Regions from separate parts of the Homo sapiens genome. Here region 2 is linked to region 1. A link is an interaction called in ENCODE POLR2A ChIA-PET data of the cell type or tissue named here. Cell type or tissue: PC-9. All regions are shown on one strand. Each heading gives the region's core, and the rest is flanking DNA. Links, peaks and the distances in the headings are about the cores only. Region 1 overlaps SPINT2 (serine peptidase inhibitor, Kunitz type 2). Region 2 overlaps RYR1 (ryanodine receptor 1).

What was found. ChIA-PET counts read pairs that join two places held together with the same protein. Peaks named below come from ENCODE experiments on the same cell type or tissue, not always from the same donor. Only the 100,000 strongest peaks of a DNase experiment are listed, where the experiment ranks them.
Region 2: POLR2A ChIA-PET joins it to region 1 with 24 read pairs; 2 of 35 experiments call an interaction of 5 or more read pairs at or near these places.

What each region holds. Positions count from the first base shown.
Region 1 is chr19:38,269,518-38,286,278 of GRCh38, forward strand. SPINT2 (serine peptidase inhibitor, Kunitz type 2) reads left to right here. Exons shown (of 7, transcript NM_021102.4): 2 at 14,110-14,280. Among named protein-coding and RNA genes, the nearest start is that of SPINT2, 13 kb to the left of the region's middle. In PC-9, for the core only: no CTCF peak of the experiment used is centred there; DNase peaks (open chromatin) are centred at 8,144 and 8,604; H3K4me3 peaks cover 1,418 bases; H3K27ac peaks cover 3,234 bases.
Region 2 is chr19:38,573,082-38,583,135 of GRCh38, forward strand. It overlaps RYR1 (ryanodine receptor 1), which reads left to right. Exons shown (of 106, transcript NM_000540.3): 96 at 96-226; 97 at 2,838-2,880; 98 at 4,837-4,967; 99 at 5,063-5,123; 100 at 6,901-7,047; 101 at 7,289-7,423. Among named protein-coding and RNA genes, the nearest start is that of MAP4K1-AS1, 18 kb to the right of the region's middle. RefSeq lists an enhancer at 6,470-6,971. In PC-9, for the core only: no CTCF peak of the experiment used is centred there; a DNase peak (open chromatin) is centred at 6,420.

The DNA.
Region 1 (16,761 bases), core at 4,914-12,913:
GCCTCATCCGCCTGAGTAGCTGGGGTTACAGGTGTGCACCACCACACCCAGCTAATTTTTGTATTTTTAGTTGAGATGGGATTTCTTTTCTTTTTTTTTTTTTTTTTTTGAGACGGAGTGTCTCGCTCTGTCGCCCAGGCCGGAGTGCAGTGGCGCGTTCTCGGCTCACTGCAAGCTCCGCCTCCTGGGTTCACACCATTCTCCTGCCTCAGCCTCCCGAGTACTGGGACTACAGGCACCTGCCGCCACGCCCGGCTAATTTTTTGTATTTTTAGTAGAGACGGGGTTTCACCGTGTTAGCCAGGATGGTCTTGATCTCCTGACCTTGTGATCTGCCCGCCTCGGCCTCCCAAAGTGCTGGGATTACAGGCGTGAGCCACCGCGCCCGGCCTGAGATGGGATTTCAACATGTGGGCCAGGCTGGTCTCGAACTCCCGACCTCAGGTGATCTGCCCACCTCAGCCTCTCAAAGTGCTGGGATTACAGGCTCGAGCCACGTGGCCCAGCCCTCTCCTGCACTTCCAAGGGATTTTCGAAATGCATGGACCTCTCAGGTTAATTATAGTGTCTGTAGAACCTTAACTGCTGTAAGCTTTCCAGCAGACTCCACAGACGTGTTATTAGTTGCCACCCTTTCTTTACTTTCCTCCTCACCCCCATGGATAGTCGTGACCCTGGTGGTCAGAGATAAGATGACAGAAGAGCTAAAGTAAAGCTGGTGTTGGCGATCAGCTGGGAATTCTCTAAAACAGCTTCTCACATTATTCTTATCCTCCATAGAAGGAGTGCTTGTCCTACTTGCAGGCAAGGCAGTTTGGTTCCAGGGTAGTTCGAAATCTTATTCACTGATATAGTCAGCAAATGTTTATTGAGCACCCACCAATTGCCAGGCACTGACTCACTCAAATTAGAGCACTGAACAAAATAGACCCCCTCCCCCATCCGTGGCAGACGTGTCATAATGAGAGGAAGACAGTACAATAAATGAACAGATGAATGTATGTCTGGTGATGAGTGTCAGGGTTGGTGTGCTTAGCACTGAAAATGGGGGCTTCTGAGGTTCAAATGGTTGCAGTTCCTAAAGAAGGTTGAGGGCCTTGCCTTCAGGTCACCGCGGGAGACTGGCCCCTTTCCACTGGAAACATTGCTTTGCCCAGTCAGTATTTGAGAGCTCAGCCTGCAATGGAGAAATCACACTTCTCCTCTTTCACCCTGCTCCCCACCCTGTTTCTCATTTTACCCATCCCCAGCCATTTGCAGAATGCATGCAGAGCTTCTGTTTGCCATGTCTGGAGGCTACAGGGGAGGCTGAATAAGGGGTGATAAGCCTGTGGCTCATGTGAGGCGGGAGAGAGCCCAGCAGGAGTCACACTGAAATGACTCCATTAGCCCCAGGAGGCCTTGGCCCACCGGCCATGACTAATGTGGACATTAGAGTGTGGATTCCGATGTCCTGCAAGATCCTCCTCACAAGTGTCATTTCATGGTTTTTTTCTGGCAACATCTTTTTGAAAACTCCCTGTAAAGAAGTGCTGATGTTGATGCTGAGGCCCAGGAACTTTGGAGTTTATTTACCTTTTTTTGTTGTTTTATTTTCCTTGGCAGGTGAAGTAGGAGCTAGAGTTTACTTATTTTGAAGTTTATTTGAAATATGCTTTTTATGATTAGAAGCCATTTTAGAAATGAGGGCGAGGCCGGGCGCGGTGGCTCATGCCTGTAACCCCAGCACTTTGGGAGGCCGAGGCAGGCGGGTCACGAGATCAGGAGATCGAGACCATCCTGGCTAACACGGTGAAAACCCGTTTCTACTAAAAATACAAAAAAATTAGCCTCGCGTGGTGGCGGGCGCCTATAGTCCCAGCTATCTGGGAGGCTAAGGCAGGAGAATGGCGTGAACCCAGGAAGTGGAGCTTGCAGTGAGCTGAGATCATGCCACTGCACTCCAGCCTGGGCAACAGAGCAAGACTCTCTCAAAAAAAAAAAAAATGTTATGCTAAGTGAGAGGAGCCACTTACAAGAGACCACCACATGTTTGGCCGGGTACAGTGGCTCATGCCTGTAATCCCAGCACTTTGGGAGGCCGAGGTGGGTGGATCACGAGATCAGGAGTTCAAGACCAGCCTGGCCAAGATGTTGAAACCCCATCTCTACTAAAAATACAAAAAAAAATTAGCCGGGTGCAGTGGCAGGCGCCTGGAGGCTGAGGCAGGAGAATCGCTTGAACTCGGAGGGTGGAGGTTGCAGTGAGCCGAGATCACGCCACTGCAGTCCAGCCTGGGAGACAGAGTGAGACTCCATCTCAGAAAAAAAAGAGGGCAAGAATTCACATGTTGTTTTACTCACACGTGTTGGAGATGGAGCTCAGGGTGATTCCTGACTGGGCCCAGGGTCCATGGCCTCAGAAGTCCCTTAATCTGAAGTCCTTCACTTTTATGTGATACTGCTGGGCACAATGGCTCACGCTTGTAATCCCAGCACTTTGGGGGGCTGAGGCAGGTGGATTGCTTGACTGAGGAGTTTCAACATGGTGAAACAAAAAATACAAAAAACTAGTCAGCCTGTAGTCCCAGCTATGTGGGAGGCTGAGGTGGGAGAATTGCTTGAGCCCAGGAAGTGGAGGTTGCAGTGAGCCGAGATCGCACCATTGCACTCCAGCCTGGGCGACAGAGCGAGACCCCATCTCAAAACAATTTTATATGTGATAGTTTGTCCATGTGTATGCCAGGGTCTGTCATTTAGAGTGTATGGCATGTTCTTAAAGGGGTGGGGGAACAAAAAGATACTATAATAGTTTGTGACCTTTTGAAGGGCCGCTCTACATGAATAGATATATAGTATGTCTGTGGTGTTAAAATTTTGTGGGGCGATTAGGAAAAACATTTCCAAAAAGTCTTAGGGGGAAGGTAGTAATGAAAAAAGGTTGAGAAACACCATTCCAGAGAGAGGGTCCAAGAGCTTTCCTCAGTTCTGAAAATGGTCCATGATTTGCACAAGGTAAAGAATGGCTGAATGCGAATTAACAGCAGACAGTTTCTTAGAAGATTTGAAACTATTGTTTCCTTCCCAGCTATTCAGATGGACTGCTCGGGTTCTTGTTATGGATTGAGGCGAGGGTAGACTTAATAGTCTTGTTTCAGAGTGGAATATGGAGTGATGGTAGGCATGAGTAGTGATGAGTTGCATTGTGCTGATAGGTTATGAAATGTAAATTTTTTATTTTTTGATATGGAGTCTCTGTCGCCCAGACTCTGGAGTGCAGTGGTGCGATCTCGGCTCACTGCAACCTCCACCTTCTGGGTTCAAGCGATTCTCCTGCCTCAGCCTCCTGAGTAACTGGGATTACAAGCATGCACCACCACGCCCGGCTCATTTTTTTGTATTTTTAGTAGAGACGGGGTTTCACCATGTTGGCCAGGCTGGTGTTGAACTCCTGACCTCAGGTGATCCACCTGCCTCAGCCTCCCAGAGTGCTGGGGTTACAGGCGTGAGCCACCGTGCCCGGCCTGAAATGTAAACTTTTATATCTAAATATTTTATATAGAAAATACCAAGATTTTATATCTGAAACACCAAGATTTTATGAGCCTCATAACTTAAGTAGGATTTGTAATTGTAAATGTTCTTTCCTCATAAATACCTGAGGTTTTTTTTTGAAAGGTTCTGAATTGTCTCAATAATGAAAACTTCCAGACACCCAAGCCTAGAGGAGATGGGTAGTTGGTAGCTTTCTGTACTGGAAACAGAAACACTCAAATATATAGAACCTAGCCAGCTAACCAAAGTAGGTAGATTTATAGATCATCTTAAAATAAGGCTGATTACACAGTAAATGTCACCTTTGGAATCTGGCTTGGTAGAATTGAAATAGGCTTCAGTACCTCCTGTCATTCAGTACCTGTTTTCTTGAACTCCTGACTTCAGGTGATCTGCCTCGGCCTCCCAGAGTGCTGGGCTTACAGGCATGAGCCACTGTGCCCGGCCTCAGTACCTCTTTTTAAGATGCTCTCATTCATTCCCTGGTGAAAAGATGCTTGAAGTGCAAGTGCAAGTAGGTGTGGAAAGCATGGAGGGTTTGTGTTGCTTCATTTGTTTTGGTATTTGTTTTTTCCACCAGTCCCTCCCTCTGGCTTTCTGCCTCCCAGCCCAGCATATCCTGATCTTGTAGCCATGCAGGACTTTGACCCGTGTGGTGGTTTGCCATTGTCTTCCTCCAGGTGAAGATAAGACATCATTGGTTTGGCTTGAGGTTGTACTTTTGGCCTTCCCTGTATATCCTCTTCCTCCTTATCCTCTCCGTCAGCATGCTTGGTTGGACTCTGTAGTGAAATGTGTCATTCTCTTTATTCTGACTGTCCCTATATTAGTCCTGTCTTCATAAAAAATACAATCGTAAAGATACAATATCTACTATTTGTTAAAAGTTTTGTGCTAGGCCAGGTGCGGTGGCTCACGCCTGTAATCCCAGCACTTCAGGAGGCCGAGGCGGGTGGATCATTTGAGCCCAGGACTTCAATACTAGTCTGGGCAACATGGTGAAACCTCGTTTCTACAAAAAATGCAAAAATTAACCGGGTATGGTGGCACACGCCTATAGTCCCAGCTACTTGGAGGCTGAGGTGGGTGGGTCACTGAGCACAGGTCAAGGCTACTGTGAGCCAAGATTGTACCACTGTACTCCAGCCTGGGTGACAGGGCAAGTCCCTGTCTCAAAAAAAAAAAGAAAGCTGTGTGCTAAATACTATTTTAAGCAATTATAATGGATTAAAAACTCCTTTAATCTTCACAACAATGTTTTTTCTTTCTTTTTTTTTGAGATGGAGTTCTTTGAAACTCTTGGATTAAATGACTCTTCAGAGCTTTCTTTGCTTTTTGATACTAAGGAGTGGCATGTCTGGGGATTTTTATAGCAAATAACTTCTCCTTGGCTACTATCCTTAGAATTCCAAGTGTTTTTAATGAAAAGAGGAGACTTGTTTTTAGTGATGTTAGTTGTTTTTAGGAAAGGTGTTCTGCAGTGTTTTTCGCTAAGGTGGCTCACGCCTGTAATCCCAGCACTTTGGGAGGCCGAGGTAGGCAGATCACTTGAGGTTAGGAGTTTGAGGCCAGCCTGGCCAGCACAGCAAAACCCTATCTACTGAAAATACACAAAGTAGCCAGGTGTGGTAGTACACTCCTGGAGTCCTAGCTACTCAGGAGGCTGAGGCAGGAGATGACTTGAACCCGGGAGGCAGAGGTTGCAGTGAGCCTAGATCGCACTATTGCATTCCAGCCTGGACGACAGAGTGAGACTGTCTTAAAAAAAAAAAAAAACATAAAATGGAGAGGTAGACCAGCTTACGGGAGGTGTTGCACTTCCCTCTGCCACTGGAGAGACTCTGGATCTGCAGCCAGGGAGCTTGTGAAGGCTTCTTGTCCACGGAAATGAGGGCGGCAGTTGTGACTTTCTGGATGGTGGCCCAGAGGAAGCAACACTGGCAGAGCCTCTTCTGTGAAGCAGCTCTGCGAGCAATTTTGTGACATTGAAAGAGCAAAGGATAAAACGTTGAAAGCTGATCCAGATCTAGAAAAGTGTTTGGCAATTGCTGGAAAAGGTGTAGAAATGATGCTTGCTCTGTATCGTAAGTTATATGGTGAGAAGACCACAAGCACGGTTCAAACTCCCCTTAGAAATTCTTTTGCACAGAAATTAACACTTTAATCCTAAATGTTTCCAATGTTTTAACTTACAGTATGCTAAATAAACATTCTTTCTGTTTGTTTGTTTTGTTTTGTTTTGTTACTCTGTGCATTTATAGCCAATAGAGTTTTTCTTTCCTTATTTTTTTGACACAGGGTCTTGCTCTGTCGCCCAGGCTAGAGTGCAGTGGTGCGATCTCAGCTCACTGCAACCTCCGCCTCCTGAGTTCAAGTGATTGTCCCGCCTCAGCCTCCCGAGTAGCTGGGACTACAGGCGCGCGCCACTGTGCCGGGCTAAGTTTTATATTTTTAGTAGAGATGGGGTTTCGCCATGATAGCCAGGGTGGTCTTGAAATCCTGACCACAGGTGTGAGCCACTGTATCTGGCCAAAAAAATTTTTTTATTTTTTGTAGAGACAGGGTCTCACTATGTTGCCCAGGCTGGTCTTGAACTCGTGACCTCAAATGATCCTCCTGCCTCGGCCTCCCAAAGTGCTGGGATTATAGGTATGAGCCACCATGCCCAGCTTGACAAAAAAATTTTTTTTTTTTTTTGAGAGATGAAGTTTCACTCTTGTTGCCCAGGCTGGAGTGCAATGGATCAGCTCACTGCAACCTGTGCCTCCTGGGTTCAAACGATTCTCCTGCCTCAGCCTCCAGAATAGCTGGGATTACAGGCATGCACCACCACGCCCGGCTAATTTTGTATTTTTAGTACAGACGGGGTTTCTCCATATTGGTCAGGCTGGTCTCGAACTCCTGACCTCAAGTGATCCACCTGCCTCGGCCTCCCAAAGTGCTGGGATTACAGGTGTGAGCCACCACGCCCAGCTGACAAAAATTTTTAAATGTCATTGAGCAGTATCATTTTTCCCACTGATTATGAGATTGCTTTGTGTGATCACACACTGACGGGCAGGCCAATTGCTGCTTGTATTCAGTATTTGGCCCCTTATAGAAAACATTTGCAGACCCTTGTTCTAGAAAAAACAGATGGGTGGGAGGAGGAGGAGGAGAAGCATTTCAGGAGTGGCTTTGGGCTTTCCTGTCCTGCACGTGGTGAGGCAAGAAGCTCTTGTGCCTCAGCTCATAGCACTCATGGGAGTCTGTCAATAACTAGAACCCTAGGAGTTATTTTTGCTTGTTTTAAAAATAAGCTTGTTTTGGGGCCAGGCGTGGTGGCTCACGCCTGTAATCCCAGCACTTCGGGAGGCCGAGGCGGGTGGACTTACAAGGTCAGGAGATCGAAACCACTGTGGCTAACATGGTGAAACCCTGTCTCTACTAAAAATACAAAAATCAGCCGCGTGTGGTGGCGGGCGCCTGTAGTCCCAGCTACTCGGGAGGCTGAGGCAGGGGAATGGCGTGAACCCAGGAGGCGGAGCTTTCAGTGAGCCAAGATCGCACCACTGCACTCCAGCCTGGGCGACAGAGCGAGACTCCATCTCAAAAAAACAAACAAACAAAGCTTATTTTAATGGATATAAAAACATGAATGAAATAAGACACCAAGTTCAAGGTGGTAGGGGGTTAATTTGGAAGAGGCAGAGCAAATGTGATTGAATGAGGGGTATGCAAAGGGTTTCTGCTCTATCCATATGTTTTATTTATTAATTTATTTTTGGAGAACAAAGTCTCGCTTTGTTGCCCAGGCTGGAGTGCAGTGGCGTGATCTCGGCTCACTGCAACCTCCACCTCTTGGGTTCAAGCGATTCTCCTGCCTCAGCCTCCCGAGGAGCTGAGACTACAGGCACGTGCTACCACACCCGGCTAATTTTTGTATTTTTCAGTAGAGATGGGGTTTCACCATATTGGCCAGGCTGGTCTCGAACTCCTAACCCCAGGTGATCTGCCCAGCAGGCCTACTCTATGTTTTAGTCCTTGAGAATGTTAGAATTTGATGACACTGAGATGTGGATATACCAGACATGGGGTATTTTCTGTACTCATCAGCATATTTGAAATATTTCATTAAAGTTCTTACTTTGCAAAGTAGACACAGCTGCAATTATGCATTTTTGGAAAATGATTAGGTACTATCTCATCTGTTTTGTTTTTTTGTTTTTTTGTTTTTGAGATGAGGTCTCTGTCACCCAGGCCTGAGTGCAGTGGCGCAATCTCAGCTCACTGCATCCTCTGCCTCCCGGTACAGGTGATCCTCCTACCTTAGCCTCTCAAGTAGCTGGGACTGCAGGTGCACACCACCACACCCGGCTCATTTTTTTTGTATTTTTGAGCTCAAGCAATTTGCTCGTCTCAGCCTCCCAAAGTGCTGGGATTACAGATGTGAGCCACTGGCCCAGTACTATCTTGCTAAGCCTATAAAATTAGATTAGATTGGTAGTACTTGGGACCCCTCAGAATTCTATAATGTCCTTCTTAGAAGGTGACAGCAGATCTATCCAGCAGACTGTAGATTGTTGTCTTAGTCACCGGCTGATTGTCTTGGTTAAAGCTCTAGTGACTTCAGAACCAGAGAAACTTGTTTTCCAACACATTCAAAGACCAGTTTGCTTTGCAATTTTGCAATAGCTGACATTCAGAATGCCTGCGAGGATTTTGTAAGTGAGGTTCATATTTCGGATAATGTGTGACTTTTGCCATTTCTGATGCTTTTCCAAAAGAAAGTTACTCTTCCCTAAAGGCAGGAATTCTACTTTTGCTTAGATATTCTGAAGCTTATGAGTTCATCCAAATTTGGTTCCTTTCAGCATTTTCCTGTTGGTCCGTCTCCGTTTTGAAAACATACAGAATGTACTTAATTTTGCCCTACCATTTGTGAGCATACAAAATAGCACTTGAGTCATATTTTTCATGATTGCTTCCCAATACTATTCTAAGACCAACATAGCATTTTGTCATTTCATAATAATAGAATTCCTCATTAAGGAATAACTTTCTAAAAATGTGTCCAGCCCATTTCCCCCCCAGCCCTGGCCGTTTCCTTTGGTATGTTGGTGTCCGTGACCCTGTCATTGAGTGTGACTGAAAACAGAGGCCTGGCAGAGGGCCTGGCCTTTGTGAGCCCTCAGATTGTGATAAAGACCCTGAGGAATGTTTTGGCTTTTAGGCAACCTCAGTTCTGTTTTCCTGCTGCCTGTTGATGCAGTGGCTTTTTCTTCCCATCAGTCTGAAGGGTCGTGTTAGTGCCTGGGCTCTCATCAGACCACAGGGAACTCATCCTGGCACTGCTGGCTGCCTCACTTTAACCACCTCAAGTCTCAGCATTCTCGTTTGTAAAGCGGAGATATTATTACGTGATTCACAGTTTTATTGTGACCATTAGAGGTAGGGCACATGATATGCCAGGCATCATGCTTGGCGAAGGCAATAAGTAATGCAGCCAGGTGCTGTGGCTCATGCCTATGATCCCAGCACTTTCAGAGGCGGAGGCAGCAGGATCACTTGAGACCAGCCTGGGCAACATGGTGAGAACCCCATCTTTACAAAAAATTAAAGTTAGCCAGGCGTGGTGGTGGGTGCCTGTAGTTCCAGCTACTCAGGAGGCTGAGATGGAAGGATTGCTTGAGCTCAGGAGGTCGAGGCTGCAGTGAGCTGTGATCATGCCACTGTACTCCAGCCTGGGTGACAGAGTAAGACTGAGTCTCAAAATAAATAAATACAAGGTTTTTGCAGAACAGTGAATGAGAAAATGCACTGTTGTTATTTGTGGTGGAAGTGAATACTATATGGCCTGTGTTTCCTGAAGGAACACTGCCTCCATTAAAACAAATGAGCAAACAAAATCCCTTTTCATGACTTCAGTTCTCTCAGGCCTGAGAGTAAAGTTTACATCATAGATGCTTAAAAACAATTCAGTTAGTGAAAGCATGTGACAAGATGAGACGATTTGTCTTCAACGAGGAGCTTCCTTCCATACTCACAAAAAGATGTGTGTCTTAACATAGTAAGGACATGGTTAAATTTAGTCTTATTTGGACCTAACTTCAGCCAATTAATCTGCTACTTAGAACTCTTTTACTCAAATGAAATTTGAGTAAAAAAAAAAAAAATTTTTTTTTTGGCCAGGTGCGGTGGCTCGTGCCTGTAAACCCAGCACTTTGGGAACCCGAGGCAGGTGGATCACCTGAGGTCAGGAGTTCGAGACCAGCCTCACCAACATTGAGAAACCGCGTCTCTCCTAAAAATACGAAATTAGCTGGTGTGATGGCGCAGTCCTATAATCCCAGCTACTCAGGAGGCTGAGGCAGGAGAATCACTTGAACCTGGGAGGTGGAGGTTGCAGTGAGCCGAGATCGCACCATTGCATTCCAGCCTGGGCAACAAGAGCAAAACTCCATCTTAAAAAAAAATTATTATAATAATTTTCAAGTATATACAAAGCAGTGACACATTTTGTAAACCCCCATGCACCATCACACAGCTTCAACAACTACCAACATCTGTCTTTCAGACATGTTTTTAGTCCAAGTTTTCTCTTAATAAAGAGACTTTTTCTTTTTCTTTTTTGTTTGTTTGAGACTGAGCGTTGCTCTGTCGCCCAGGCTGGAGTGCGATGGCAAGATCTTGGCTCACTGCAACCTCCGCCTTGCGGGCTCAAGTGATTCTCCTGCCTCAGCTTCCTGAGTAGCTGGGACTACAGGTGCCCACCACCATGCCCAGCTAATTTTTGTATTTTTAGTAGAGATGGGGTTTCGCCATGTTGGCCAGGCTGGTCTCGAACTCCTGACCTCAGGTGATCCGCCCACCTCACCCTCCCAAAGTGCTGGGATTACAGGCGTGAGCCACCATGCCTGACCATAAAGACATGTTTCTAAATTCTCCTGGGACAACAGTGAAGTTCTACCTTTCCTTCCTACTTTACCGAAGGAACCTGAAAATAAGGCTGCTTTCTGAAACTTAAACTACTAAGTCAGTGATATTTAGAGCAGATGTAAGCAGCTGTCTAGACACAGAATGGCTTCCCAGGCTCGCAAGACTTGTCATGAAGCCCCCAGCACGTCAACAGAAAGCATCCAAGCTAGAAGAGGCACTGGCTCACAGCAGCACCCCAGAAAGGAAGCGTCTCAGGGACAGATCGTGACCGTGCTCCGGAAGAGCTGTCCTCAGCCGCTACTGTGAGCATTTGGCCTGCCTGACAGATTCTGTTGGTGAGAATGTTCTTAGGAATCATACAGTAAACTAACTTTATTCTGACTTCAAGCATCGTGTTCCATTGATGCTTGCTTTCCAAGGTGTTTTGCTGATTCACATCAGCATGCAACCTGCTTGACAGAATACAGTGATGTTCTCACTGTAAATTCATCACCTGCTGCTGTGGTCTCATGTATCATCCCGTGCGCTGTTAGCTGAGGCCAGTGCTCCTGTGTCTCCTCAGCACGAGGGCACTGGCAAGAGTGCATGTCTGGGCCTATAAAGATGTTGGCCAGGTTCTAGGCAGGGTTGAATTCACCAAGGTAACTGCCATCCATCCCTCAATAGGCATTTTTTCTCCTACACACCCTCAGGCACATGCCACGTGTACCTGGCACCCTTACTTACGAAGTTACCGAATTCCTGCCATGATACTGTGGGTCACCCTGCTTCATTCTCAGGTGTGGTGTCGGGTGGTTCCTGCCTGGGCGCCGGGTGTTGTTGGGCCCTCCCTCAGGTTATTGGTTTTTGTTTTGAGATGTAATTCACATGCCATATGATTCACCCATTTAAGGTGTACAATATTCCCCTGAAGTTTATTGTGGAAAAAGGCTGTGTCTGACACTGCTTAGGAAGCTAAGACACAAAGCAGCCAGAGGGGCTGCCAGGGCTCACTGTGGCAGGGCGGCGGAGAGGCTGCTGGCGCCTCTGTAGCTGTTGGGTGCTCTTGCCTTGATGCTGTTTTCAGCTTTGGATTGTAATTGGGTCCCACGTGGGTCCTCTTCATCTCGTCTTGTTGGTGGCAGTGTTGCTCCCAGCGTTGGGGTGGGCAGAGTCACACACCAGAGGACCTCCTCCTGCTGTTTTCTCTGGACCTTGTTGATTATGTGTTTTGTGACCTTTGGCATATTGTACCTGTTCCAGGTGTACAGCCAGCTGGTTTTGGTTGATGTGTAATGGACAAAAGGTGCCCCTATTTAAAAAAAAAATTTTTTTTCTGCTTGTAGTCCCAGCTACTCAGGAGGCTGAGGTGGGAGGATCACTTGAGCCTAGGAGGCAAGGCTTCAGTGAGCCATGGTCCTGCCACTGCACTCCAGCTTAGGTGACAGAGGAAGACCCTATCTCAAAAACAATTATATAGGCCGGGCGCGGTGGCTCATACCTGTAATCCCAACACTTTGGGAGGCTGAGATGGGCGGATCACCTGAGGTCAGAAGTTCGAGACCAGCCTGGCCAACATGGTGACACCCCATCTCTACTAAAAATACAAAATTAGCCAGGTGTGGTGGTGCATGCCTGTAATCCCAGCTACTTGGGAGGCTGAGGCAGGAGAACAGCTTGAACCTGGGAGGTGGAGGTTGCAGTTAGCGGAGATCACGCCTCTGCACTCCAGCCTGGGCAACAAGAGTGAAACTCTGTCTCAAAAAAAAAAAAATTATCATAAAATCACTCGTTTTAAGTATATCATCCAAGGATTTTAGCACCTTCTACAGAGCTGTGCAGCTATTGCCACAATCCAATTTTAGAACATTTTCATCATCCCCTAAAGATCCTTTTACCCATCACTCCCCATTCCCACCCCCAGTACCAAGCAGCCACTCATCTACTTCCTGTGTCTATTGATTTGCCTTTTATGGACATACTGTACACTTTCATTCATATGAAGTGTCTAGATAAGGTACCCTCTAACGGGTGACTTTTCATGGTTAGCTTTTTTCAAATGATAGGGAATTTCCTGCTTCAGAAGATGCTTTTTCTGCTGTGCTACTTACCTGTGATCTATTGTGTGGGTGGGATTTCCTTGGAGGCATGTATGTGTTTGTTTGTTTTGCAGAGTAGCAACCTTTTTTGTCCGTTGATTAGTGTTCTGTGGAACATCTGGTTTCATGCCCATCACTGTGACATATTTGGGGAGACACAACAGAAGATATATCCCTAGTGGGTGAAACAAACCTAACAAACATGAAAACAACTAGCGAGGAGTCAATGACAACATCTAAGCAAGCGTTTGGCTGTGGGATGCTTTTATTGGAGACATGTTTATCAAGCATCCTGTGCCAGGCCCTGTGCAGGTTGGAATGCCCTTGTGCTGAGCAGGCAGAGGTGGGTGAAGGCCAGGGTTAGGGAGGGGTGATAACCGTGATACAGGAGCAGACATGGAGCCACACAGCCAGGCTGTTTTCTTTTCAGGTCGCCTTCAATCCTTCCAGTGGAAAGGCTTATTTTGGTGCAGGTGTTGCTTCTAGCAATTGTTTCTCTCTCCCTTTCAAGAGAGCGTACCGACCTTTTGCAAGAAGTGTTTCTGGCTGGAATTTTATAACATTGGCTTTTGTTTCCCTTTTACTAAAGTAGGGCCAGATTTGAGGGTGCCTTGAAACCCAGGCCCATCTTGGTGTGCCCAAATAGGAGCTGTAACAAGCCGTGGTGCAGGGGTAGGACCTGTGTTGTCTTTGGAGCCATGGGCTGGGCTGCAGGCACTCGAGTTAAGAAGCTTCCTTCTGAGGCTCTTCCAGTAATTTGAGTGTCCTGTGGCCTGCCTGGGCAGAGAGTGGACAGGAAAGATCAGGAAAAGCACGTGTGAGGACTACCGAGGGTGCTGATAGCGCCTCTCCTTCCCAACTTCACTTCTCTGGCTCTGACCTTTCAGCCCTAAGCTCCCCTTGGCCCTGTGGGATGGGGCAGCATCCAGAAGGGTCTTGGAGTCAGGTTTTGTTTTGTTTTTTTTTTTTTAAGTCATGTTTCCATTGGGCGTAGTGGCTCGTGCCTGTGATCCCAGCACTTTGGGAGGCCGAGGCAGGCGGATTGCTTGATCTCAGGAGTTGAAGACCCTCCTGGGCAACATGGTGAAACTCCATCTGTACTAAAAGTTCAGAAAAAAAAAGCCCAGCATGGTGGCGCACGCCTGTAGTTCCAGTTGCTTAGGAGGGTGAGGCAAAAGAATCGTTTGAACCTGGGAGGCAGAGGTTGCAGTGAGCTGAGATCGAGTCACCACACTCCAGCCTGGCGATGGAGTGAGACTCTCTCTCCAAAATAAATAAATAAAGTTATGTTTCTACACTGGATGTGCATGTCTTCAATAATGGGGACAGGGGACAAAACACACAACTGAAATACAGTTCAGTGGGTGGGTTGCTGTCTTTATTGTTGGGTGATGTGTTTATACAAGGAAGGAAGCACTGAGTGGGCCTGTTGACGATCTGGGCTTGGGAAACAGCTCACAGGGGAACTGCTGGAACTCAAGGCTCTGGTTCTCCTGGGGGATCCATGTACAGGTCTGTGCGTGTCCTTTGTTGCCAGGATTGCCCTGCCAAGCTAACCGGGTTGTGCTTCGCGTTTCAGACTTCTGCCTGGTGTCGAAGGTGGTGGGCAGATGCCGGGCCTCCATGCCTAGGTGGTGGTACAATGTCACTGACGGATCCTGCCAGCTGTTTGTGTATGGGGGCTGTGACGGAAACAGCAATAATTACCTGACCAAGGAGGAGTGCCTCAAGAAATGTGCCACTGTCACAGGTGAGATGGCAGTAGTTGGAGCTTTTGTTTTTTTCCTTTTTTTTTTTTTTTTTTTTTTTTTTGAGACGGAGTCTTGCTCTGTCGCCCAGGCTGGAGTGCAGTGGCGCGATCTTGGCTCACTGCAAGCTCCGCCTCCCGGGTTCACGCCATTCTCCTGCTTCAGCCTCCTGAGTAGCTGGGACTACGGGCACCCACCATCACGCCCAACTAATTTTTTGTGTTTTTAGTAGAGACATGGTTTCACCTTGTTAGCCAGGATGGTCTCGATCTCCTGATCTTGTGATCTGCCTGCCTCAGCCTCCCAAAGTGCTGGGATTACAGGCATGAGCCACTGCGCCCAGCCCCTGCTTTTTTTTTAGACAGGGTCTCACTGCAGCCTCCACCTCCTGGGCTCAAGCAGAACCTCCCACCTCAGCCTCCTGAGTAGTTGGGACTACAGGCACATGCCACCACACCTTGCTCATTTTGAAATTTTTTATAGAGGCGGGGGTCTCCCTATGTTACCCAGGCTGGTCTTGGACTCTTGGCCTCAAGTGATCCTCCCACCTGGGCCTTCCAAAGGGCTGAGATTACAGGCGTGAGCCACTGTGCCCAGCCAGATTTTGCTCTTTAGAGACAATTTATTAACTGGAATGTGGATACTTTCCTCTCTTTATTAGTTCTTGACAGTGGAATCTGGGTGACGTTTTAAAAAGCAGAAGAAACAGGCACCGTGTGAATGTCCTGGTGGCCGTACAGTGGTTTCACAGCAGACCCTCACTCCTCCTCTTCCCAGAAAGGGAGCAAAACAACAGGGCAGAGCTGGGGCCAGCGTGACCCAGCTTCCTTTCTCCCACTTTACTAAGTGCAAGTTTCAGAGCAGACCAAAGAGGAAGTAGCCTTGCCTTCTTGAGCAGAGGCTTTTTGATCCACTCCGACAGGGCTGCCCCTCTTGTTCCCTGGGTATTTGGGTTATTTTATTTTATTTTGAGACAGAGTCTTGCTCTGTCGCCCAAGTTGGAGTGCAGTAGAGCAATCTCGGTTCACTGCAACCTCAGCCTCCTGAGTAGCTGGGATTCCAGGTGTCCACCACTACGCCTGGCTAATTTTTGTATTTTTAGTAGAGATGGGGTTTCGCTATGTTGGCCAAGCTGGTCTTGAACTTCTGGCCTCAGGTGATCTGCCTGCCTTAACCTCGCAAAGTGCTGGGATTACAGGTGTAAGCCACCGCACCTGGCCGCTATTTGGGTTATTTTTAATTGTGGGACAAGTGACTTGAATAGCTCACCCAGCCAAGTTACCGATCAAGTTAAAACAAACATACGTCCTGGAATCCATCCTCTTTGCGGCCCTCACCTGCGAGGAGTTCTGTGGAATCAAGGTAATTTTGACCCTGATAACCTCACAGTTTAAATTAAAACCTAAACCTCCCAGCAGCGTGCCCTGGCTCTTAGCTGAGTGAGAAGGACTTCCTGAGAGCTGGTGGTGATGAGACATTGGCCCTTTGGGGCTGCTCCATCCCGAGTGTTCCAGAGACCCGAGGGTTTGGCCATCCAAATCCTATGTTAAAGATTTTCACTTTTTTCTTTTTTTCTCGCTTAGTCGCCTACCAGGCTGGAGTGCAGTGATGTGATCTTGGCTCACTGCAACCTCCACCTCCTGGGTTCAAGTGATTCTCGTGCCTCAGCCTCTCAAGTAGCTGGGACTACAGGCGTGCACCTCCACACCTGGCTAATTTTTGTGTATTTGGTGAAGATGGAGTTTCACCATGTTACCCAGGCTGGTCTCAAACGCTTGAGCTCAAGCAATCTGCCTGCCTCCCAAAGTGCTAGGATTACAGGCGTGAGCCACTGTGCCCAGCTAAACATTTCACTTTAACTGAAAAAACAAACAATTACACTGGCCTTTAAGTAAAAAATAAATAAAAATATTTTCAGCGGCACTCCCCCTAACATGTTTTTTTGATGACTTGGTGTTGTCTCTGTGAGCCACCGTTGACCCAGTTACTGTATTTCTATCGTCAGCTGTGATTCATTATGAAGGAGGACTTGGGAGAACTATCTTTTGCTACCTTTTCTGAGCTATCCCAGTCAAGAGTTGCCTTTAGCAAATGTATCTGTCCATCCTGGCTGTTTGTTACCTCCTCAGGAAGGGAGCTGAAGTGTTGAGAACTCAGGCAGTAGACAGTGAACATAGCCAGGGGACATGAGTGGCTGTGTGTTCCTGGGAGCAGGCAGGTTAGCTGTCTCCCTAGAGTCCGGCCCCGCCTTGCAGGTCCAGAAAGCACATATTGGCATCTGACTGGCTGCAATGTGTGTCTCTCGAGGCGCTCCCATGTGAGTCTGTAAAGAGCTAAACACTGCCAGGGCTGCTAGTGCCTGGGGTCCTTTGCCGGCATATTCTCTCCCAGGCAGGCAGGCTCTGTGGGAAGGCAAGTGAGAATGAGACTGCCAGTGTATTAATTCATCATGAGAACCAGGACCGCCCCGGGGAGCAGGCACT
Region 2 (10,054 bases), core at 1,957-9,956, 300 kb after region 1:
ACACACAGACCCCAGCAAGATGTCATGGCTTCTGCTGAGACTATGGTCCAGCCAAGGTGCCTGACGCCCACCTTTGGCCTCCTCCCACTATCCAGGTGCCCCTGGTAATCTTTAAGCGGGAGAAGGAGCTGGCCCGGAAGCTGGAGTTTGATGGCCTGTACATCACGGAGCAGCCTGAGGACGATGACGTGAAGGGGCAGTGGGACCGACTGGTGCTCAACACGCCGTAAGGACCCAGCCCCCACCTCAGGGTGGCAGCAGGAGGGGACCTGGGTTTCCACCCAGTCCAGGCCTGGACCCCAAAAAACTAGGGTTTCGGTCCGGGCACGGTGGCTCACACCTGTAATCCCGGCACTTTGGGAGGCTAAGGCGGGCGGATCACGAGGTCAGGAGTTTGAGACCAGCCTGGACAACATGGTGAAATCCCGTCTCTACTAAAAGTACAAAAATTAGCTGGGCGTGGTGGCGGGCGCCTGTAATCCCAGCTACTGGGAAGGCTGAATCAGAAGAATCACTTGAACCTGGGATGTGGAGGATGCAGTGAGCCGAGATCGCACCATTACACTCCAGCCTGGGCAACAAGAGTGAAATTCCACCCCCTTCCCCCCAGACAAAAAAAAAAAAACCTAGGGTTTCAGTCCCTGCAGGCCCTGCCTCATTCTCCCCAAGTCTTACTCTTTCTTTCCATAAAAGAGGCACATTTCCCATGCATTACAGCATCTGTGTGGGTGAGGTTGGCACACAGAGATTCCTAGACTTGAGGCCTGGAGGTTCCTGTTCAGTGACTCTGGGGTGTGAGCCCAGGAACCCGTGTTTTAAACCCTGTCTCCAGGTGTGATTCTTACTCAGGTGCAATGAGTGCAAAATAAAAAAACATGGCCAGGCACGATGGCTCATGCCTGTAATCCCAACACTTGGGAGGCCAAGGTGGCAGATCACTTGAGGTCAGGAGTTCGAGACCAGCCTAGCCAACATGGTGAAACCCCATCTCTACTAAAAATACAAAAATTAGTCTCTACTAAAAATACAAAAAGTAGGCATGGTGGTGGGTGCCTGTGGTCCTAGCTACTCCGGAGGCTGAGGCATGAGAATCACTTAAACCTGCGAGGTGGAGGTTGCAGTGAGCCGAGATTGTGCCTCTGCACTCCAGCCTGGGCAACAGAGCGAGACTCCATCTGAAAAAAAAAAAAAAAAGGAAAAGAAAAAGAAAGGAAAAAAAAAAAAGAAAGAAAAGAAATCATTAGGGGCCCTAGGGGCCGCACTCAGTGGCTCACGCCTGTAATCTCAGCACTTTGGGAGGCTGAGGCAGGAGGATCCCTTGTGCCCAGGAGTTCAAGACCAGCCTGGACAACATAGAGAGACCTATATCTTTAGAAAAAAAAAACTAAAAAGTTAGCCAGACATGCTAGCCTGGCTAGCGCATGCCTGTAGTCTTAGCTGTTTGGGAGGCTGAGGCTGGAGGATGGCGTGAGCCCAGGAGTTCTAGGCTGCAGTGAGCTATGATTATGCCACTGTCCTTCAGCCTGAGTGACAGAGCAAGACCCTATGTCTGGGGGCCAAAAAAAAAACAAGTAGGAATTGGAAGTGCAATGAATCAAAGCACTTCAAATAATTGCAAATCCGTGAATTCATAATCAATCATCGCTCCACCCTCTCAAAAAACAAAACTCGTGGCTGGGCACAGTGGCTCACATCTGTAATCAATCCTAGCACTTTGGGAGGCCGAGGCAGGCGGATCACGAGGTCAGGAGATCCAGACCATCCTGGCTAACATGGTGAAACCCTGTCTCTACTAAAAATACAAAAAAATTAGCTGGGCGTGGCAGTGGGTGCCTGTAGTCACAGCTACTCGGGAGGCTGAGGCAGAAGAATGGCGTGAACCGAGGAGGCGGAGCTTGCAGTGAGCCCAGATGGCACCACTGCACTCCAGCCTGGGCGACAGAGCGAGACTCCGTCTCAAAAAAAAAAAAAAAAAACTCGTTGGCCATATTTGAGGATGTTAGGGCATCAATTTGTCACTTGGAAAACTGGTGAATAAAGGGCCAGAATCATGAAATTAAATGAAATCAACCAGTATGAGGAAGCAGGCAGTTGCACTGGAGTTGGTGCTGAGTTAGGCTGCTGTTTTGGACTCCTCCCCACCCATCACCACGCCAGAGCCTCTTTATCAGAGTGCCATTCTGAGGTCTTTTTTGCACATCTGGCTCTGAATGCAAATTCTCTGCCTCATTTGGGGTCTAGCAAAGATGGCAGTGGGGTCCCCACTGTTCAAGGTTCCTACAAGAAAAGCAGTGGAGCCAGGCGCAGGTGGCTCACGCCTGTAATCCCAGCACTTTGGGAGGCCAAGGCGGGAGGGGGGATCACCTGAGGTCAGAAGTTTGAGACCAGCCTGGCCAACATGGCAAAACCCTGTCTCTACTAAAAATACAAAAATTAGCCGGGCGTGGTGGTGGGCGCCTGTAATCCCAGCACTTTGGGAGGCCAAGGCGGGTGGGGGCATCACCTGAGGTCAGAAGTTCAAGAACAGCCTGGCCAACATGGCAAAACCTCGTCTCTACTAAAAATACGAAAATTAGCCGGGCGTGGTGGTGGGCGCCTGTAATCCCAGCTACTCAGGAGGCTGAGGCAGGAGAATCGCTTGAACCTGGGAGGCAAAGTTTGCAGTGAGCAGATATCACACCACTGCACTCCAGCCTGGGCAACAGAGTGAGACTCCATCTCAAAAAAAAAGGAAAAAGAAAAACAGTGGAGTTTCAGCCAACCCTGTCGTGGCTGACAGCTCTGATCCCTCTGGCCCTAACATCTTATACTCACGCTTTCTCTCTCTCTCTCTGCAGGTCTTTCCCTAGCAACTACTGGGACAAGTTTGTCAAGCGCAAGGTGAGAGGACATGGATGCCCTGGGTCCTGGATTGGGTCCCTGCCTGCCACCAGGCCATCACAGGCCTGCCAAGCACTTGCTTGGTGTGTGACCTTGGGCAAGAGGTTTTTTTGCCTTTCTGAGTAGCACCTCAGTTTCCCCATGGGGAGATGGGCATAGTAAGCTTGCTTCCCTTTCTTGAATGGGCACATGGAAAGAGCAGAGCATCAAGGCCAAGCGTGGTGGCTCACGCCTGTAATCCCAGAACTTTGGGAGGCTGAGATGGATGTAACACTTGAGCTCAGGAATTTCACAGCAGCCTGGGCAACATGGCAAAATGCCGTCTCTACCAAAAATACAAAAAATTAGCACGGTACCGCATGCCTGTAGTCCCAGCTACTCAGGAGGCTGAGGTGGGAGGATCGCTTAACCTGGGAGGCAGAAGTTGCAGTGAGCCAAGATTGCACCACTGCACTACAGCCTGGGTGAAAGAGTGAGACCTCATCTCAAAAAAAATAATAATAACAAAAAATAAGAAAGCATAGCATAGTGCCTGGCACAGAGTGAATACTCAAGAAATACTGGTTGAGGCCAGGAGCAGTGGCACACGCCTGTAATCCCAGCACTTTGGGAGGCCGAGGTGGGCAGATCACTTGAGGTCAGGAGTTTGAGACCAGCCTGGACAACATGGCAAAACTGCATCTCTACTAAAAACACAAAAATTAGCTGGGCACCTGTAATCCCAGCTACTTGAGAGACTGAGGCAGGAGAATCACTTGAACCCGGGCGGCAGAGGCTGCAGTGAGCCGAGATCGCGCCATTGCATTCCAGCCTGGGTGACAGAGCGAGACTCCGTCTCAAAAAAAGAGAGAAATACTAGTTGAAAGAGAGGAAGTTAGCAATATGTCTTAAGCACACACACTCTGGAACCAGATTGCCTGCTTTTCTTTTGTTTTTTTCTTTGAGACGGAGTCTCGCTCTGTTACCCAGTCTGGAGTGCAGTGGCACAATCTCAGCTCACTGCAACCTCCACCTCCCGGGTTCAAGCGATTCTCCTGCCTCAGCCTCCCGAGTAGCTGGGATTACAGGCACCCACCACCACGTCTGGCTAATTTTTGTATTTTTAGTAGAGACGGGGTTTCGCCATGTGGGCCAGGCTGATCTCGAACTCCTGACCTCAGGTGATCCACCCGCCTCGGCCTCCCAAAGTGCTGGGATTACAGGCACGAGCCACCGCGCCCAGCCGATTGCCTGCCTTTCTATTTCTGGCTTATTGACCTTTCTGTACCTCATACTCAAAGTGGGGTAATAATACGGCCAACCCTACAGGGTTGTTGTATTATGTACTACATGAGCAGTATCTGGCATATAGGAGAACACTAGATATGTTGGCTGTTACTATAATTCGTTCACTCATATTTACGGAGCACCTATTATGTGCCAGGAACAGTTTTAGAAACCTGGGATCCCGTGTTAAACAAAACAGTGATTCTGACCTTCAAGTTGGAAAGATAGATGATGAACCCAAGTACAGTATGTCAGTGGTGATAAATGCTGTAGAAAAAAACAAAGTGGGCTGGGCACGGTGGCTCACGCCTGTAATCCCAGCACTTTGGGAGGCCAAGGAGGGCAGATCACTTGAGGTTAGGAGTTCAAGACCAGCCTGACCAACACAGAGAAACCCCGTCCCTACTAAAAATACAAAATTAGCCGGGCATGGTGGTGCATGCCTGTAATCCCAGCTACTCAGGTGGCTGAGGCAGGAGAATCGCTTGAACCCGGGAGGCACAGGTTGCAGTGAGCAGAGATGGCGCCACTGCCCTCCAGCCTGGGTGACAGAGGGAGACTGTCTCAAAAAAAAAAATGCACCTCCCATTTCTCACTCAGAGTTTGGAGTGTCCCCAGAACCCCCTTGCAGGCCACGACACACACCCACACTCCAGCTGTGTCTACACAGCCTGATGCTCTCTTGTGCAGGTCCTGGACAAACATGGGGACATCTACGGGCGGGAGCGGATTGCTGAGCTACTGGGCATGGACCTGGCCACACTAGAGATCACAGCCCACAATGAGCGCAAGCCCAACCCGCCGCCAGGGCTGCTGACCTGGTGAGCCCAGGACACCCCTGCACAGGCCTGGGGCATGCAGGGGAGGTGACTGGAGTCTGACACTCAAGCATCTCTCCCCACCCCCGCCCCCACAGGCTCATGTCCATCGATGTCAAGTACCAGATCTGGAAGTTCGGGGTCATCTTCACAGACAACGTGAGCAGGGGCCCACAGACTGGGGAGGGACTCTGCAGGGGTGGGGCGTTAGGAGGGTTCCCAACGTCGGGTGTTCCTGACCAAAGAATGACTCCTGGGACCCTGAGTGGCTGTGACCCTAGGGTATCTTCTTATCCACACAAGGCTCCTTATCCCCCTAGACATCTTATTAGTATTATTATTACTATTTTTTTTTAAATAGCTGGGATTGGGTGTGGTGGCTCACGCCTGTACTCCCAACACTTTGAGAAGCCAAGGCTGGTGGATCACTGGAGCCCAGAGTTTGAGACCAGCCTGGGCAATATAGTGAGATCCTCTCTCTACAGAAAATTTAAAAATTAGCTGGGGCTGGGCGTGCTGGCTTACGCCTGTAGTCCCAGCACTTTGGGAGGCCGAGGCAGGCAGATCACTTGAGGTCAGGAGTTCAAGACAAACCTGGCACTGGGCATGGCAGCAGGTGCCTGTAATCCCAGCTACTCAGGAGGCTGAGGCAGGAGAATGGCTTGAATCCAGGAGGTGGAGGCTGCAGTGAGCCAAGATCGCACCACTGCACTCCAGCCTGGGCGACAGAATGAGAATCCATCTCAACAACAACAACAACAAAAACACAAAAAATTAGCCAGGCAGACAGGCACAGTGGCTCAGGCCTATAATCCCAGCACTTTGGGAGGCGGAGGCAGAGGTTTGCTTGAGCTCAAACGTTTAAGACCAGCTTGGGCAACTTTTGTAGAGACGGTGAAACCCTGTCTCTACAAACAATACAAAAATTAGCCAGGCGTGGTGGTGCACACCTGTAGTCCCAGCCACTCAACAAGCTGCGGTGGGAGGATGGCTTGAGCCCAGGAGGCAGAGGTTTCAGTGAGCTGCATGTGCACCACTGCACTCCAGCGTGGATAACAGAGCGAGACCCTGTCTCTAACAAAAAACAGAGAGTGGCCAGGTGCGGTGGCTCAGGCCTGTAATCCCAGCACTTTGGGTTGGGAGGCCGAGGTGGGTGGATCACTTGAGGCCAGGAGTTAGAGACCAGCCTGGCCATCATGGTGAAACCCATCTCTACTAAAAATACAAAAATTAGCTGGGTGTGGTGACCCACGCCTGTGGTCCCAGCTACTTTGGAGGCTAAGGCAGGAGAATCGCTTGAACCCGGGAGGCGGAGGTTGCAGTGAGCTGAGATTGCAACACTGCACTCCAGCCTGGGCAACAGACTAAGACTCCATCTCAAAAAAAAAAAAAAAAAAATTAGCTGGGTGTGGTTACCCACACCTGTGGTCTCAGCTACTTGGCAGGCTTAGCCTCCTTCACTTGAACCTGAGAGGCGGAGGTTGCAGTGAGCTGAGATTGCGCCATAGCATTCCAGCCTGGGTGACAAGTGTGAAACTCCATCTCAAAAAAAAAAAAAAAAAAAGACAGAGGAAGAGATGATGGAGTCTCGCTATGTTGCCCAGACTGGTCTTCAACTCCTGACCTCAAGTGATGCTCCTGCCTCAGCCCCCCAAAGCACTGGGGATACAGGCATGAGCCACCACACCCGGCCCAGAACATCCTTTGGCTCCCTCAGTGTGCCCTTAGATTGCCAGATTATTTCCTTCTGGAGGGGGCTCTCATCTCCCCGCAGGATGCCTTCTCACCCGGAATGCCCTGATCCTCCATGTACTCCCCAAACAGAGCTGGCACCCGACCCCCAGGGCACAGCTGACTCTCGAGTGGCCCCTACCCTCCAGAGTGCTCCTCGTGTGTCCCTGCCTTCCCCCTGACCCCTGGCCCTGTGTGCCCACAGTCCTTCCTGTACCTGGGCTGGTATATGGTGATGTCCCTCTTGGGACACTACAACAACTTCTTCTTTGCTGCCCATCTCCTGGACATCGCCATGGGGGTCAAGACGCTGCGCACCATCCTGTCCTCTGTCACCCACAATGGGAAACAGGTGTGGGGAGGACCTGGCTGTGGGGCGTGGGCCAGCAGGGACCAGCGTGGCAGTGGGTGGTGAAGGGATAAGGGCCGGGCAGCTGGGCTGAGGAGGGGCAAGGCCAGGTGCGCTGAGCCGGGGGTGTGTGGGGCAGCAAGGTAGAGCCACAGGGACTGAACCGGGGCCAGGACCCAGCATGGGCAGGGTGGGGGGAGGGCAAGCCCAGGGCGGAGCTGACCTGGCCCCATCCTGCCCCCAGCTGGTGATGACCGTGGGCCTTCTGGCGGTGGTCGTCTACCTGTACACCGTGGTGGCCTTCAACTTCTTCCGCAAGTTCTACAACAAGAGCGAGGATGAGGATGAACCTGACATGAAGTGTGATGACATGATGACGGTGAGCCCCTCCCCTAGCACTCTGGGACCCTTCCTTCTCGCATCTGTTGAAGGAGTTAATAATGGTACCTCCAGGCCGGGCGTGGTGCCTCCAGCCTGCAATCCCAGTGCGTCGGGAGGCCGAGGCGGGACGATTACTTGAGTCCAGGAGTTGGAAACCAGCCTGGGCAACAAAGCAAAAATCCTGTCTCTATAAAAAAAAATTTAAACGTTAGCTGGGTGTTGTGTTGTGTGCCTGGAGGCTAAGGCAAGAGGATCACTTGGTCCCAGCAGTTTGAGGCTTTAGTGAGCTACGAATGGGCCACTACACTCCATCCTGGCAGACAGACAGAGACCCTATCTCTAAAAAATGAAAATAGTACCTACAGTTTGGCAAGCTGATGCATGCCAGGCACATTTTTTTTTTTTTTTTTTGAGATGGAGTCTCACTGTGTTGCCAGGCTAGAGTGCAGTGGCGCAATCTCAGCTCACTGCAACCTCCGCTTCCTGGGTTCAAGTGATTCTCCTGCCTCAGCCTCCCAAGTAGCTGGGACTACAGGCGCATGCCACCACACCCAGATACTTTTTGTATTCTTAATTTTCTTTCTTTCTTTTTTTTTTGAGACAGAGTCTGGCCCAGGCTGGAGTGCAGTGGCGTGATCTCAGCTCACTGCAAGCTCCGCCTCCCGGGTTCATGCCATTCTCCTGCCTCTGCCTCCCGAGTAGCTGGGACAACAGGCGCCCGCCACCACGCCTGGCAAATTTTTTGTATTTTTAGTAGAGCCGGGGTTTCACCATGTTAGCCAGGATGGTCTCGATCTCCTGACCTGGTGATCCGCCCGCCTGGGCCTCCCAAAGTGCTGGGATTACAGGCATGAGCCACTGCGCCCGGCCAATTTTTGTATTCTTAGTAGAGACGGAGTTTCACCATGTTGGCCAGGATGGTCTCCATCTCTGCCTGTGCCGTCGTGATCTGCCCACCTCGGCCTCCCAAAGTGCTGGGATTACAGGTGTGAGCCGCCGCACCTGGCCATGTCAGATACTTTGAACAGTGCCAGGCATATGAGTGCTCCACACCTCTTCGCCATTGTTTCAATATTATTTGAGCTGAGGTTTTTTGTTGTTGTTGTTCCTGAGACAGAGTCTCGTTCTGTCACCCAGGCTGGAGTGCAGTGACATGACCTCAGCTTACTGCAACCTCTGTCTCTCAGGTTCAAGTGATTCTCCTGCGTTAGCCTCCTGAGTAGCTGGGATTACAGGCGCACACTACCACACCCAGCTGATTTTTGTATTTTTAGTAGAGATGGAGGTGGGGGGGTCTCACAATGTTGGCCAGGCTTGTCTCGAACTCCTGACCTCAAATGATCCACCCACCTCGGCCTCCCAAAGTGCTGGGATTACAGATGTGAGCAACTGCACCCGGCCTTATTTGAGCTTTTCAAACTATTATTATTGGAAAGGTACTCAGGGAGCGTGCCCCTGCCACTTATGAGCCGTGTGATTTTGGGGCAGGCTACTCAACCTCCTCCCTATGCCCTGGGGGCCTCACCTGTAAAATGAGTGTGTAATAGTAGTTGCTTTTAGGACTAATAGGTGCTCCCTGGCTATCGAAGACTTAAAAGACTTAGACCATTGCCTTGCACGGTGGCTCATGCCTGTAATCCCAGCACTTTGGGGGGCTGAGGGGGGCAGATTACCTGAGGTTGGGAGTTTGAGACCGGCCTGACCAACATGGAGAAACCCCATATCTACTAAAAATACAAAATTAGCTGGGCATGGTGGCGCATGCCTGTAATCCCAGCTACTCGGGAGGCTGAGACAGGAGAATCACTTGAACCCGGGAGGTGGAGGTTGCCATGAGCCGAGATTGCGCCACTGCACTCCAGCCTAGGCAACGAGAGTGAAACTCCGTCTCAAAAAAAAGGAAAAAAAAAAAGACTTAGACTAGTGCCTGGCACATCCTCAGGATTATATAGATGTTAGCTTCTATCATCATTATCCACAATTAAAAGTTTCACCCAGGCCGGGCGCAGTGACTCACGCCTGTAATCCCAACACTGTGGGAGGCTGAGGCAAGAGGATTGCTTGAGCTTAGGAGTTTGAGGTTGCAGTGTGCTATGACTGCGCCACTGCACTCCAGCCTGGGTAACACATTGAGACTCTGTGTCAAGTTTAAAAAAAAGTTTCACCCAAGGTATACCCAGCGTTCAATGCACATTTATATTTTCTCTTCTATTCTAATAATGGTGATCATAACCCAAATTGATGCGAACTTACTAGAGACACAGGCCACAATCCACAATTAAAAGAATCATTTCTGGGGTTTATCTCCAAAGATGTCCTGCAGTCTGGCTCCGTGGGTTCCTCCCTGCTCTCAGGACAAAGTCCAGCTCCTCAACCTGACATCTGAGGCTCTTCCAGACACGGCCTCGCTGCCCACAGCCTCGTTCTCATTATAGTCACTTATCTTAGTTTTTACTCTAGGATGACTGTGTTCTCTCACATCCTGGGGACACGGAAAGAACAAGTGTATGCCGGGCGCTGTGGCTCACGCTTTTAATCCCAGCATTTTGGGAGGCCAAGGCAGGTGGATCATCTGAGGTCAAGAGTTTGAGACCAGTCTGGCCAACGTGGTGAAACCCTGTCTCCACTA